Regions from separate parts of the Mus musculus genome. Here region 1 is linked to region 2. Evidence: chromatin loops called from intact Hi-C (ENCODE). Cell type or tissue: left cerebral cortex. All regions are shown on one strand. Each heading gives the region's core, and the rest is flanking DNA. Links, peaks and the distances in the headings are about the cores only. Region 1 overlaps Nfxl1 (nuclear transcription factor, X-box binding-like 1). Region 2 holds the start of Slain2 (SLAIN motif family, member 2).

Region 1 (6,140 bases), core at 1,521-4,020, 360 kb after region 2:
GAGTGTAATTAACTAAGGAAACTGGAACAGTTAAGTATTTTAATAAATGCCGATGTATCTTGCCTGGTTTCTTGTTATTCTTCTGTATAAAAAGTTCGATGTTCGACTTGTCAAATTACATTCAGATTCTACACAACCTCTCCTGTTGCCACAGTGGTCTTAGGATCTGTGACTTCCAATGCCGTGCTATCTGTGTCTGCTGTGACATGCCGGGTAATGCATGTCATTTAGCTGTAGCTAAAATATAATACAACTTTCAAAGAAAGTTATCTGAATTTTGTAGAGACAAACTTAGGGTTTAATTTGTAAGACTGTACCATCATTTTAAATTTAAATTGTATGAATTAACTGTTAAATTGTATGAATAAGCTGATAAAATTTAAAATGTTTCAGATTTTTTAAGCCAGTTGTACTCTAAGCAATATAAGCATACTGACTATAGTTATTCTGTTTAACTTAAACGCCAATTTAAAATGAAACAGTTGCCGTTACTAATATTATAGGTTAGACTGCTTTACATTTGTTCCTTAGCCCTGTAATGATATTGATATTCATGTTACAGTAGGTCAGATGCTTGTTAAGTTCTGTGTTTACTCGGAGGGTTTTAGAAAATGAGCTAAGATTCTTAATTACTTAGTTTTACTTTCTGGCAGCAAACTGATGTGAACTAGAGTATTGCCATGGTAAACTCTGTCCTTCTATAATCTTACATGGTTGACCTGCTTTTCTTGGACATTCAGTCAGTTTGTGCTACCTTTTAGTTTTACTAAAGACATGCATTGCATGCTTGTTTTTAATTACATGAACATAACTTGAATTACGGCCCCTTTGGTGTCGTTTGTACTTTAGAGTACTGCTCTGTCATTCTTTCACTAACTTTTCTTCGTTCCACCTTTTTCTCCATAACCCCAGTGAAGCACAGGATAGGGACTGAGGACTCACTCAGTGGTCACACTGAGTTGTTCTGTGTCTCAGATGTGTCGTGTATAACACTGACATCATGATAGTTTATCCTGCTTGGAAATAAATACGTAATACGTGTTTAAGGGATATACAGTCCTTTAATTTTTTTCCCTAAAAAAGCTTATACTACTGTTTACAGCAGGAGTAGAGAGCACGGTTTAATGAAACATGGCTTCTGTGCACTAGTAAGCTCAGCCTCATTTCTTCCACAAGATTTATTATGAGTGTGTTGCATGCTCGCCTTCCCTTTAGTGGTTCACTTTTCATTTTCCTTCACACTTAAGTTTCTTTATATTTTGTTACTTGCCATATTGGTCTCGCCAGTGGTTCTGCCTCCACCAAATTTGTTAAGGACTTGAAGCAGAAAGCAAGCCAGTGAGAGAGCTGAAATGCTGTTAATTTGTGGATGTAGTAACCCTTTGTCAGCTCATTTGAGTATTTACTTCCTTTTGTTAAGCTTTGAGGTTGTAAGCTACATTTTCTGCAGTTAAAATTGCTTAGCATTGGTCATGTAACATGATTGTTGGTGAAGATGTGTTGTTTTCAGATGTTGTTTACTGTGATGTTTTCCATTTTTAAATTTAAGATGGAGATATACATGAATTAGAGCGAACAAAACAGTATCTGAATGAGGCTTTCCAAGCAGGGGCTATGACGTGCCTAATTTGTATTGCTTCAGTGAAGAGAAACCAGGCAGTAAGTCTTTCTGTTATGATATCTGGTATGATATATCCCCAAGTAACATATCTCACATTTTCAATACTTAGCCATTTATGGTACTTTCACTTATGTTTGTCTAAAAATTTCTTTATTTGACAATGTTATATGTAAATTAATCTTCATTTTGTTAATCTGAAAAATTTACAGAATTATCTCTAGGAATATTTTTAAAAATCTTTAAAATACCTACAACTACTGTATTGCTGTGACCTAGAGCCTAATGCATGCTAGGCAAATGGCCTACCACTGAGCTACATATTTTCAGTGGGTTTGGTATAAAGATAGTATGTTGAAATACGGATAGGCTTCAAGGAACTAGAACATGGTAGTGACACTTAAGTTTTATTAGGTTCTTCTAACCAAGTTGAGAGCATTGTGGGAAGTGTCCAGGGCCATTGGGGGAAGACAGAGTGAGACATAACTCATTTTGTTGTAAGACCTTTTGTCTGATTGTGAAGCTATCATAGACTTAAAAGGCCCTAAGGAAGCAATTAAAGAGAAGTGACAACTGAGCATGGCAGACCCAACTTTAAGACCTCATATTAATGCTTTCCTGGTAGAGTAGCATTGCTCAGAGAAAGATGAGGTCCAATGAAATATTTTGGTCATAAAAAGTGAAATGGAATTTCAATATACTGTGGTTGGCTAGGACAGTGCAACCGAGGCAGGTGTCGTCATACTCAGGGTCACATCTTGGCTTCCTGTGATTTCAGCTGCAGGATGAGACCCCACTACAGGAAAGCTAGGTCTCTGTAGGTTGCTTCCCTGTCCCCCGCCTTTTCAAGGTTGTCTGTCCACCTTGGGAACCGAGTCAGCCAGTTTTACGGAACAATGTAGCACTGAGGCCTTCATGTCACCTGAAACAACATTCTCCCAATCTCCTTAGGGTGTTTGTTAGAAGTAGAACAGCATGTTTACAGTTTTTTTTTTTTTTAAAAAGGGCTTTCTGGGCTGGAGAGATGGCTCAGAGGTTAAGAGCACTGACTGCTCTTCCAGAGGTCCTGAGTTCAATTCCCAGAAACCACATGGTGGCTCACAGCCAACTGTAATGCGCATCCGATGCCCTCTTCTGGTGTGTCTGAAGACAGCTATAGTGTACTCATATAAATAAAATAATTTAAAAAAAATTAAAAGGGCTTCCTGCAGTATGGACCTGCTGTGGTTTTAGTAGTAATGAGTTCTACAAAATACCATTATTTGGCAATTCTTCTTCCTTGTCTTGTCATTTCCCTACGTTATTTTAGGAAGGCTTTTGGAGAATCAAAACTAAGGGGTTAGCTGTTTCTCTTTATATAATGCTTCTGCTGTCTACTTTATAGTACATGTCAGAAAAAATTCTCAAATAGTTGTCATAAGGAAACTAGAACTGAGTTTTTTTCTTACATCAAAATGTTGGCAGGTTTAAAAATTAATTTGGTATTACTTCTTAACCCTTAAAAATGTGTTGTGTGCCACGGTGGAGCTGGGAAGTCAGAGGGCAACTTAGTGAGCTTGTTCTTCATTATCTTTATGTGGCTTCTGGGGACGGAACGCAGGTTTCTATACTTGCATGGGAAGTGCCTTTAACTGCTGAGCCATCTCACTGACTCTTTTGTAAGCTTTTATTATTATTATTATATTTTCACCTTTAGTGTATTTTTTTTAAATTTTGTGTTAAGTGTTAACATAGACTTAAAGGTTTTATATAACAAGGAATACACACACCAAATTATGGCCCGGATTATTTTGTTGCATTGTTTACAAAACAGACGTCTACCGATAAGAATGACATTATGGTACATAAACACCATATATAGTAAGATATATAGGTGTATTTGACAAGGGTAAATGTTTATATCATGCTTTAAAAAGATATTACTTTATCAGTCAGTACCAGCATGTATATTTAAATATGTGTGCACACATACATGCACATACACTTATGTGTATATATAAAATTAGAGATCATTCAGATTGTTAGCTACAGCTGTAGTTTTTTTCTTGATAATTGAAAATGAGTGATTAATATTTTTCTTTCAAATGTTACATCCCGAAATACGTCTTGTAAAGATCATCTCTTCTGTGATATTGATTGTTTTGATTTTTAGCCTTTAGGTAACTTTTGAAAAATAATTCAGTGTGTGATAATCATTTTAAGGTATTGTATAATTAATTGACAAAAATTATGTATAATCAATTTTGACACCTTTGTCTTAGGTTTGGAGCTGTTCAGGATGTTTCTGTATATTCCATATGCCCTGTATTCAGAAGTGGGCTAAAGACAGCCAGTTTCTTGTGTCTTCTGTGACAGACGATGATTTTGGAAAGAAAGATTATCCCTGGCCATGGTAACTTTTTTCCTAGTTGATTGGATTTTAAGTTGTAGAATAAATTAATAAAGGTGGAACCTCATATATCAGAAGTTGTATTGTTGGAAGCTTCAGCCTGTTTCCTTTCTAGTATGTGTCTAGTTTCTGAAGATGGAGGCCTTGGTAATGTTCTTCTCCTCTCAGTCTTTATGTAAATACTAATATCTGTCCATACGAATAAATCATCAGTCTGTGTTTTTCCTGTGAAACAGTGCTTCAACTGTGCTTCTAAAGGACTTGTCGATGAGAACCATTCAAGTTTGTTACCTCTCTCTCCTTGACTCCCTGTTAGTACACACGAGTGTGATATTACTCATCCAATATAGTATGATTATATTGTTTGCAGTTGTATCTTCAGTCTCAAAATTACATTTATGTATTATGTGGTATCATTAATTTATCGATGTTGATTTTACTAGCTGTGTTTATTATTGCTGATTATTGGGCCTTTGTCTTCTCTTATGTTTTGAGATAGAGTGGAGAAGTTAAATCATTTGTCTCAGCTAGTCAAGAGTAGTAGATTCATTGTTAATGTAATTAAACATTAGCTAGGGAGCATTGTTTACTTATAATTTTTGTAATTGTTTTTTTTTTAATTCAAAAGGTAGTATTCTTTTTCCTAATATCATCCAACTTGTAAAACTTTAGGCCTAGTAAAATCTGGTTTTTAGTCACATCTTCCATAATTATCATAAATACCGAGATATTTGTAAAATTGTGATATAGTGTTAAAAAACATTTTAGACACATTTTTTTCTGAAAAGTAATTCTTGGCAGTTTTTAGAGATTTTGTCCATTTCCTCTGAAGATGCTGAAGTTAGCTGAGAGCAGCAGTGAGTTCACGCTCTTGTCACTGTTAAGAGGCAGAGCTGGAATTTGAAACCTAAGATTTATTCTTTTAAGTTTAGGCCTTTTGTATTCGCCAGCTGAGTTGAGGTGGTAGACTGCTTTCTCTTTGAGCACAAGCTGCTTTGAAAGAGTGTAAGTTAAAGTCTGTGCTTGCTCGTTGCTTATGCTGGAGGGATTTTAGTGTTGAGTGGGTGTAGCATGAAGCTGATATTTAGAGCAGTGTTAGAGACCTGAGTGTCACATGCACCGCTTCTCACGTTTGCTCTGGTCACTTCTGTTTTAAGTAGAGATTTTTCCATAGAGGAGCTCAGTGTCCGCTCCCACCATAATGAACTGCTTTTCCCCCAGACCTGAGAGAATACAATGTAATCTCCTGTGTCGTTTTCCTTCCTTCCTAACCTTTACGCAGCTATTCTCAACATAATAAATGAAGATAAGTGGCTATATACGTTAAGAACTTACTCTGTTTACTTCTTGTCTGCCAAGATGTAACAGAACCTGTTAAAAATTATAATAAGGTAGTTATTTCATGGAAATGAACTTAGACTGTGTGTTTCTAAGGTAAGTGCTTATTGACTAACAGGATAAGGCCTTTGCTTGTTGGCACTCCATCATTTAAGTAAAACACATGCACTTCCTAAGCAGGTCTGTGTCAGGGCAGGCGAGCAGTGTAGCACATGGCAGCTGCCTAGTATCTAAAGACATCTTTTTTCATTCTAGCTGTAACAAAGTCATTTTTCTTTAGTAGAGGGCAACGTAACATTTTAAATAAAATGTCAGCTATTTATAAACATGAGGTATGGCATTGGTTTTCAATTTTTACTTTAAAAAATTCATTATATGTAAGTGTGGATTTGTACATTTGTGTATGTTGTTTGTCTCTGTGGATATATGCACATAAGTGCCGGTGCCTCTGCAGAGGTCAGAGGTATTGGGATCCCCTGGACCTGGAGTTAGACTATTTTTTTTTTTTCCATTTTTTATTAGGTATTTAGCTCATTTACATTTCCAATGCTATACCAAAAGTCCCCCTTACCCACCCACCCCCACTCCCCTACCCACCCACTCCCCCCCTTTGGCCCTGGCGTTCCCCTGTACCGGGGCACACAAAGTCTGCGTGTCCAATGGGCCTCTCTTTCCAGTGATGGCCGACTAGGCCATCTTTTGATACATATGCAGCTAGAGTCAAGAGCTCAGGGGTACTGGTTAGTTCATAATGTTGTTCCACCTATAGGGTTGAAGATCCCTTTAGCTCCTTGG
Region 2 (6,140 bases), core at 1,520-4,019:
TTTCCAAGGAGCCTAGCATGAAAGAAACCTGTTACTTTTGGTAATCCCTGAAATTTATACCAGAAGCCAGTTACTTTTCCATATAGTGCTACTACTTAGCACCTTCTACATTTTGTGGCATAGACTAGGGGCAACAATTTCTCTAGATGAAAATGATATGCAACAGAAACCAGCTATGGAAGGTAGGTTTCTGGCTTGCTGAGAAAGCAAACTTTACTATGAACTCTCCCAGCCACTGACAGCCACACCCTCCTACTACTCAGACACACCCAAGGCACTTTAACTCTGATTACTTTAACTCTCCCCTGACCTATCACAGTTAAAATCCAACTCAGGCCCAGATTTTAATACCCATAAGCCTTTACAGGAAAAAGCATAAGATAACTATAGCACCAAGACAGGAAACCGGGTGAAATAGTAAGCAGGAACCCTGTGGTCAAAACAAACTCCTGGCATGCTTACCTAAGGGACTTGCTTTACCTTGACAAAGCCATGCTCAGAAACCAAAGCAGCTAAAGACTTGCTTGGTGCCTGGGGGAGTCAATGTGCTCCACCAGTCCATCTAAAATGGGCTGATGAGTGCAGCCAATCCTCATTACCATGAGCATTCATCTCCTCGTCACTTGGAAGGGCTCTGATGATACTTGGATGACTCTGGATGCTTTCAAAGTGCATACCTGCACAGGATCCCTTCAGAGGACAGGGTGGCTGACATGAACCGTCTAACTACTCAGTTCTACTAATGCCTGGTATCTCTTGGCAATGACATAAGAAGCAATGCCTGTCATTCATATGGTCCTACACACAAGTTACCAGTACTTCTTGTAGTTTTTAACGTAAAATGCTGGACTGTTCCTAGATGCCACTCTCCGACTTCTACCTTCTCCTGAGTTTGCCCCAGGATCTGGACCAAGGCGCTAGCGTCTGCACAATCAGCATTCCTGTTCTGTAGCTCTCCTCTCACCTCACGGTGTATACATTCTATCTTGTTTAACTGCCCAAGACTTAGCTCTCACTAGGACTGCCAGGGCCTCACACACAGGCATCAGCACTTAAGAATCTTTAGACTCTCCCACAGCAGGGATCACATGTGAACTCACAAAATAGTGTTGATTTAAATAGCCAGGCTTAAGGCTACCAGTGCCCAGTCCTGGAGAATTTATTGTATGCCAAGCCACCCACTGCTAAAAGTACATGTGGATTATCTGACTTAACCTTCAGAACTCTACACAAGAATGATAATTTTCCTCTGAGGAAAAAAGTGACGCTCAAAGTAACTTCTCCAAGGTCAGAAACCTTTAAAGTGGCAAATCTAGGGCCTGCATCCAGGCAGTGCTTAGAATTCTTCAAAGTTAGAGGCCTGGATACCAGTCCACGAGAGGTTTCGACTTCAGAGAAGTTTTAATGTCAACAGCATAAACGTTCTAGCTAAAAGTTAGGACTTCAAGAACGGATGAATTATGAGGATATTTCCAGCAGGTGTTTTTTTAATCAAAAATAAAACTCGAGGGAAAGCTTCTCATGGCCTACCGAAAAGTGTGACTTTAAGGTGTGGGGTCACCTCAGCTCGTCAAGAGGTGCCTCGTGATAACTCCGGCTTTGGTCTAGATTTTTAACTAGGACCCTTTCTCTGCCTCCAGGATGGCAGGCACGGAAATGATAGTCAGCTTGGATAACTAACTATTGCTTCACGGCTCCGAAATTATGTCGTATGCAATTCTTGTTTTCCAATATAAAATTCAGGGTTCCCCGATCCACCACCGACTTCACACAAAGCAGCCCCATCCCTCTCCACTGCCCTCCTCACACAAAGCAAAGCTTTACTCCCCCCACTACCCAAAGGGGAGTGACGTCCACCCGGCCTCCCCACAAACATCCCCATCTCACTCCGGTCCAAAGCACTGCCTGCTAGTAGCTACTCTCTATGTCCCCGCACCTGGTTGTTACCTCTTGAAGCAGACCCCTCCCTACAATCCAAACCGCTCAGACCACCATCCGAAAGCCCGTCTTTCACACAAAGCAGGATCCCTTCCTACGAAGCAGCTTGGTACCCTCTGAGTGCTCTGAGCGTGCGGGCCCACGGGGGACTGTGCCAAGCCACAGATCCCATCTGGGTCCAGTTGGGTCCTGCACCCAGAGGTTCCACGACCCAGAGAACTAGCTACAAACCCGTTTCCAAGGCACGCCTCGAAACCCCCCAACTCCAGCGGACCTGCCCGCCCGCAGCAGAAACAGGCAAAAGCCAGCGTCCCCACCACAAGCCGAGCCCACCCTGCTTTCCCCCAGGGACACCCCTCCGCCCCGCAGGCCCACCGGGCCCAGCGCCCCGCGCTCACCAGCTCTCCTCTTCCTCCTCCCAGCCTGACAAGCGCTCCAGCTCGTCGGGCCGCAGCGGCTCTACCTCGTCCAGCAAGCCTCCCTCGCCGGCCGCCAGCAAGGAGGTGGCGTCCCGCAGGTCCTCGCTGCTGGTCCGTCGCGGGCCGGAGCCCGCCCCGCCGCTGGCCTTGGCGCCCAGGCCCAGCGGGAAGCCCCGAGGGGACGCCGCGCCCGACGAAGGGGTGGACACGCCGACCCGAGCTGGGCTGCCGGGCCCGAGGAGGCCTGCACCCTGCACGGCTCCCGAGCGGCTCCTCAGCTGCTCGTTCTGCTTCTCCAGCTTCTTCACCAGCTCCTGCAGCTTCCGCACCTCCTGGTCCGCGTTCACATTGGAGTTAACGTCCTCCATGCCGGCCGCGCCGCCCGCTCCGACTCCCCAAGCCGCAGGGGAAGCGCGGGGTCGGGGGGAAAGAGAGGCGTTACCGCCACCGCTCACGCTAGCCGAGGCGCCGGCATAGAGCAGGGCCAGGCCCCACCGCCAGGGTCTCCCCGGCTCGGGTTGCGAAGCGCCGCTGGCCCCAGCCGAACCGCCTCATCTGCGCCGGCTCCGCGACTGGGGGAGGCGGCGCCAATATCCGGCCTCGGCAGCCATCTTCCCTCCGTCCCTCCGCCCCCTGCCGGCCAGCCCGGTCGGTGACCTCAGAGCGTCGGGGGAGGACGTGGCCGCCCGCGGGCTGAAAGAACTAAGCGCCCGGCTCGCGGTGGGGCGGGGCTGGAGGCGGGGCCTGAAACGGGACAGGGCCCGGAGGGGCGTGGTCATTGTTTGGGGCGGGGCCCCGGCCGGAAGGGGTGTGGTGGGCGCCGGCAAAGGTGGGCAGGGCCCGGCCGGGCTGGGCTAAGCTATCGCTGGAGTTTTGCCCTGGCCGCCTACCCTCCCCAAAGCTCATCGCGGGCGGGTGTGAGACCCAGAACCGGACTCTGGCTCCGGCTCCGACTCGGGCTCGGGCTCGGGTTCAGCCCCGCCCTAGGCGTCTGTGCGGAGACTCGCGGTCGGACGGCCCCGCCTGGTCGCATGGACCGTTCCCTTGGTTTGTTTGGCAATACTGAGTTGGTTCCTGCTTGAAACCGGAGACTGTCGGAGCTGGCAGCAGCCCCAGAGACCATCTGTGGCTCGTCCGTTCCATCCCCTGAAAATGAGAACCCGAATCCCGAATGGTTCAGAGCTCGGAAGTCAAAATGATAACCGTAATTTGTTGAGTGGTTCCTATAAGCCAGACACTGCGCTAAGCACTTTTAAAGGCATTATTTCATCCGTTTAAAACACGTGGGCAGGGGTTGTTTTGTTTCGTTGGCTTAAGGTTTACAGGTCCAGAGACAAGAGGATGATGGAAAACACTTCTGTACTAATCTTTCAACGGTAGTAATTAATGTGCATTGTATTCCTTGGGTTCTCCCTTCGCCCCCAAAAGACTTTTTAATAGTATGTCTTGACTTTTTGGGTTTTTTGAGGCAAGGTTTCTCTGTGTATTCCTGGCTGTCCTGAGACACGCTCTGTAGACCAGGCTGACCTCGAAAAACTCATCCTCTGCCTTTTTTTCAAAAGCTGGGATTAAAGGCATATGCTCCTTGAATTTTTTTTTTTAACTTGTACATGAAAAGTATTCAAGCAACCCGTTGACAGGCAATAGAGAATGTTGAGGGGTGGTAAATGTAAAATTCTGCCCTCGGTGGCATCTGTTTATAATGCGTACTGGTGGAAGCGACTGCAAACAAAACTTAAACGCTTTTTTTCTGTCATGTTGGCTCACTCTTCCACAGTTGTCAGTTGTGAGCTGCTTGGTTTACTTATACGGTAAGCAGCCAACCGTGCCTGGTCTCTCAAATTTTTGGCTGATGTTTGCAGTTGACTCCAATTGCCTCCTCCACCCTCGAACCAGTCTTATTACACCCGAACCAGTCTTATTACACCCGGGTGTGGACTCACATAAGACTTAACCCTCCTGCCTTTCCATGCTGTATTTTCCCTGCTTCGACTACCCTACCTACCATGTTTGATGCCTCTTTGGAAAAACCCCTGAAGGAGTTACTGTCTTTGTGCTGACATCACCTCAATAGTTGGCTACAGATATTTGTAATTTTTAATTACATTTTTTCCTAGCAAGTCTTTGGCTTGATCTGTACAGCTGATTAAAAGGAATCATTCCATTTTCCTTGCTTATGAGGCTGACAAAGTGCACAGTCAGTGCCTGTTGTGCTGAAATTAAACGGAAGATATGTTTTGATAGCCCAACCCCCAGACAGACACCAAAATTAAATTCTTTGAGGGTGCTACAGTTTGCTGTCAAGTATAACTATGTCCCTAGCTATACAGACCCATTAACAGGATGCCTTTGTAAAACAAAATGCATTATCTGTGTGATGCACATTAAATGTTATGACACTGCCTGACATATCTGATCTCATTGCTGAAGGAATCACCACCAAGATGAAATCACACATCGCAGTAATACATTTACATTATCAGCTTATGACATGGAGTCCAACTCCCATGTTCGCCACATTTCTAATGAATTCTTTAGACATACTCCTTGACAAAGTCAGTTACCATTATGAAGTTAGCATCAGCGGTCTTGAGAGAGCCAGAGGTCATGCAGATCGGTGATCAGAATCCGCTCCGCTGGCAAGGTCTCCTCTTCCCATGAACGTGGTCCTTGAACTTTTATTTCTCTCTCTTTAATCTGGGCCTTGCCTTTTGTCCGAATGTGTAAATTAGGTGATCTCTAATAACAAATCTATTACCAAGAAGTGAAGGATTCTGGTGAGTCATGATTATAAAATAGAAGTATGAATATGCTCATACAGAGAAATCCATAGAAGACATTTTTTAACCCAGTTGCCTTACTACACATTGTTTTTAATTTAGTAAATATTAAGTGTGTAGTAGATGGTCTGTTCTGTGTGTGTAATAGATGGTCTGTTCTGAGCACCTGATGGTTTAATCATTTGTTAGCTTGTCTTGTAGTTCCAGTTAGCCTTGAACTTACTAGGAGTCTGGAATGCCCTTGAACTCCTGATCTTTCTGACTCTATCTATAATAAAGTTTGTATGCCAAGAACTGAAGTTGGCTGGTTGTGCTGGTACTTGCCTTAATACCAGCACTCAGGAGGCAGAGCCAGAGGAACTCTGTGAGTTTGAGGCCACCCAGGTCTATATAGCAAGTTCCAAGACAGCCAAGATTACATACAGAGAACCTGTCTCAAAACAAAACTAAAGTTATAATTTATACAGACAGATATATATATATCACAGATACCTGAGCACAAAGTCAAATCTGCTCTATACTACACTGTAATAGTAAAAGCTCTTTTTTTTATGTTAAGGATAAAAACTGTGATAATCCTTATTGATCTTGTTCTTTCACCCACCAAATCCACTTCTTAAGTAGGTCATGCCGCCTTGCATTCAGAATAGGTTTAAATACCTCCCAACTGGGGGACCCTTAGGACTCTGGTTCAAATTGCCCTTGTTCTCCCCTGTGGTTTCCTCCCCTCTCTTTTAATGGACACATCCCCTTTGCTACAGATAGCCTGATGGATACACAGTAGCCAGAAGATCCTTCCTGCAAGTCATGTTGCTATCAGAAGCCTCCCAGAAGTCGCTTTCCAATATCTTCAACTCCAAAGTCCTTTCTTTGACCTGCCTTGCTTTGGATACTTGATAACTTCTATAAGTAGCTTCCGGACCACCATCTCCCATGCCCTGTTTCTGCTCTACCCACACCAACCTTCTAGCTGGTCTTCAAAACAGACAAACAGGTTTCTACT

What was found. Peaks named below come from ENCODE experiments on the same cell type or tissue, not always from the same donor. Only the 100,000 strongest peaks of a DNase experiment are listed, where the experiment ranks them.
Region 1: a loop joins it to region 2, with 2.6 times the contacts of the local background. A loop is called at or near these places in 1 of 42 quality-filtered maps.

Annotation. Positions count from the first base shown.
Region 1 is chr5:72,548,162-72,554,301 of GRCm38, reverse strand. It overlaps Nfxl1 (nuclear transcription factor, X-box binding-like 1), which reads left to right. Exons shown (of 23, transcript NM_133921.3): 4 at 1,550-1,659; 5 at 3,880-4,010. Among named protein-coding and RNA genes, the nearest start is that of Nfxl1, 8.4 kb to the left of the region's middle. In left cerebral cortex, for the core only: a CTCF peak has its summit at 2,734 (motif pointing left); no DNase peak of the experiment used is centred there.
Region 2 is chr5:72,911,210-72,917,349 of GRCm38, reverse strand. Slain2 (SLAIN motif family, member 2) reads right to left here and starts at 2,988. Exons shown (of 8, transcript NM_001113423.2): 1 at 2,337-2,988. The coding sequence starts at 2,725. In left cerebral cortex, for the core only: CTCF peaks have their summits at 2,770 and 2,975 (motif pointing left); DNase peaks (open chromatin) are centred at 2,007, 2,432 and 3,062; H3K4me3 peaks cover 2,415 bases; H3K27ac peaks cover 1,993 bases.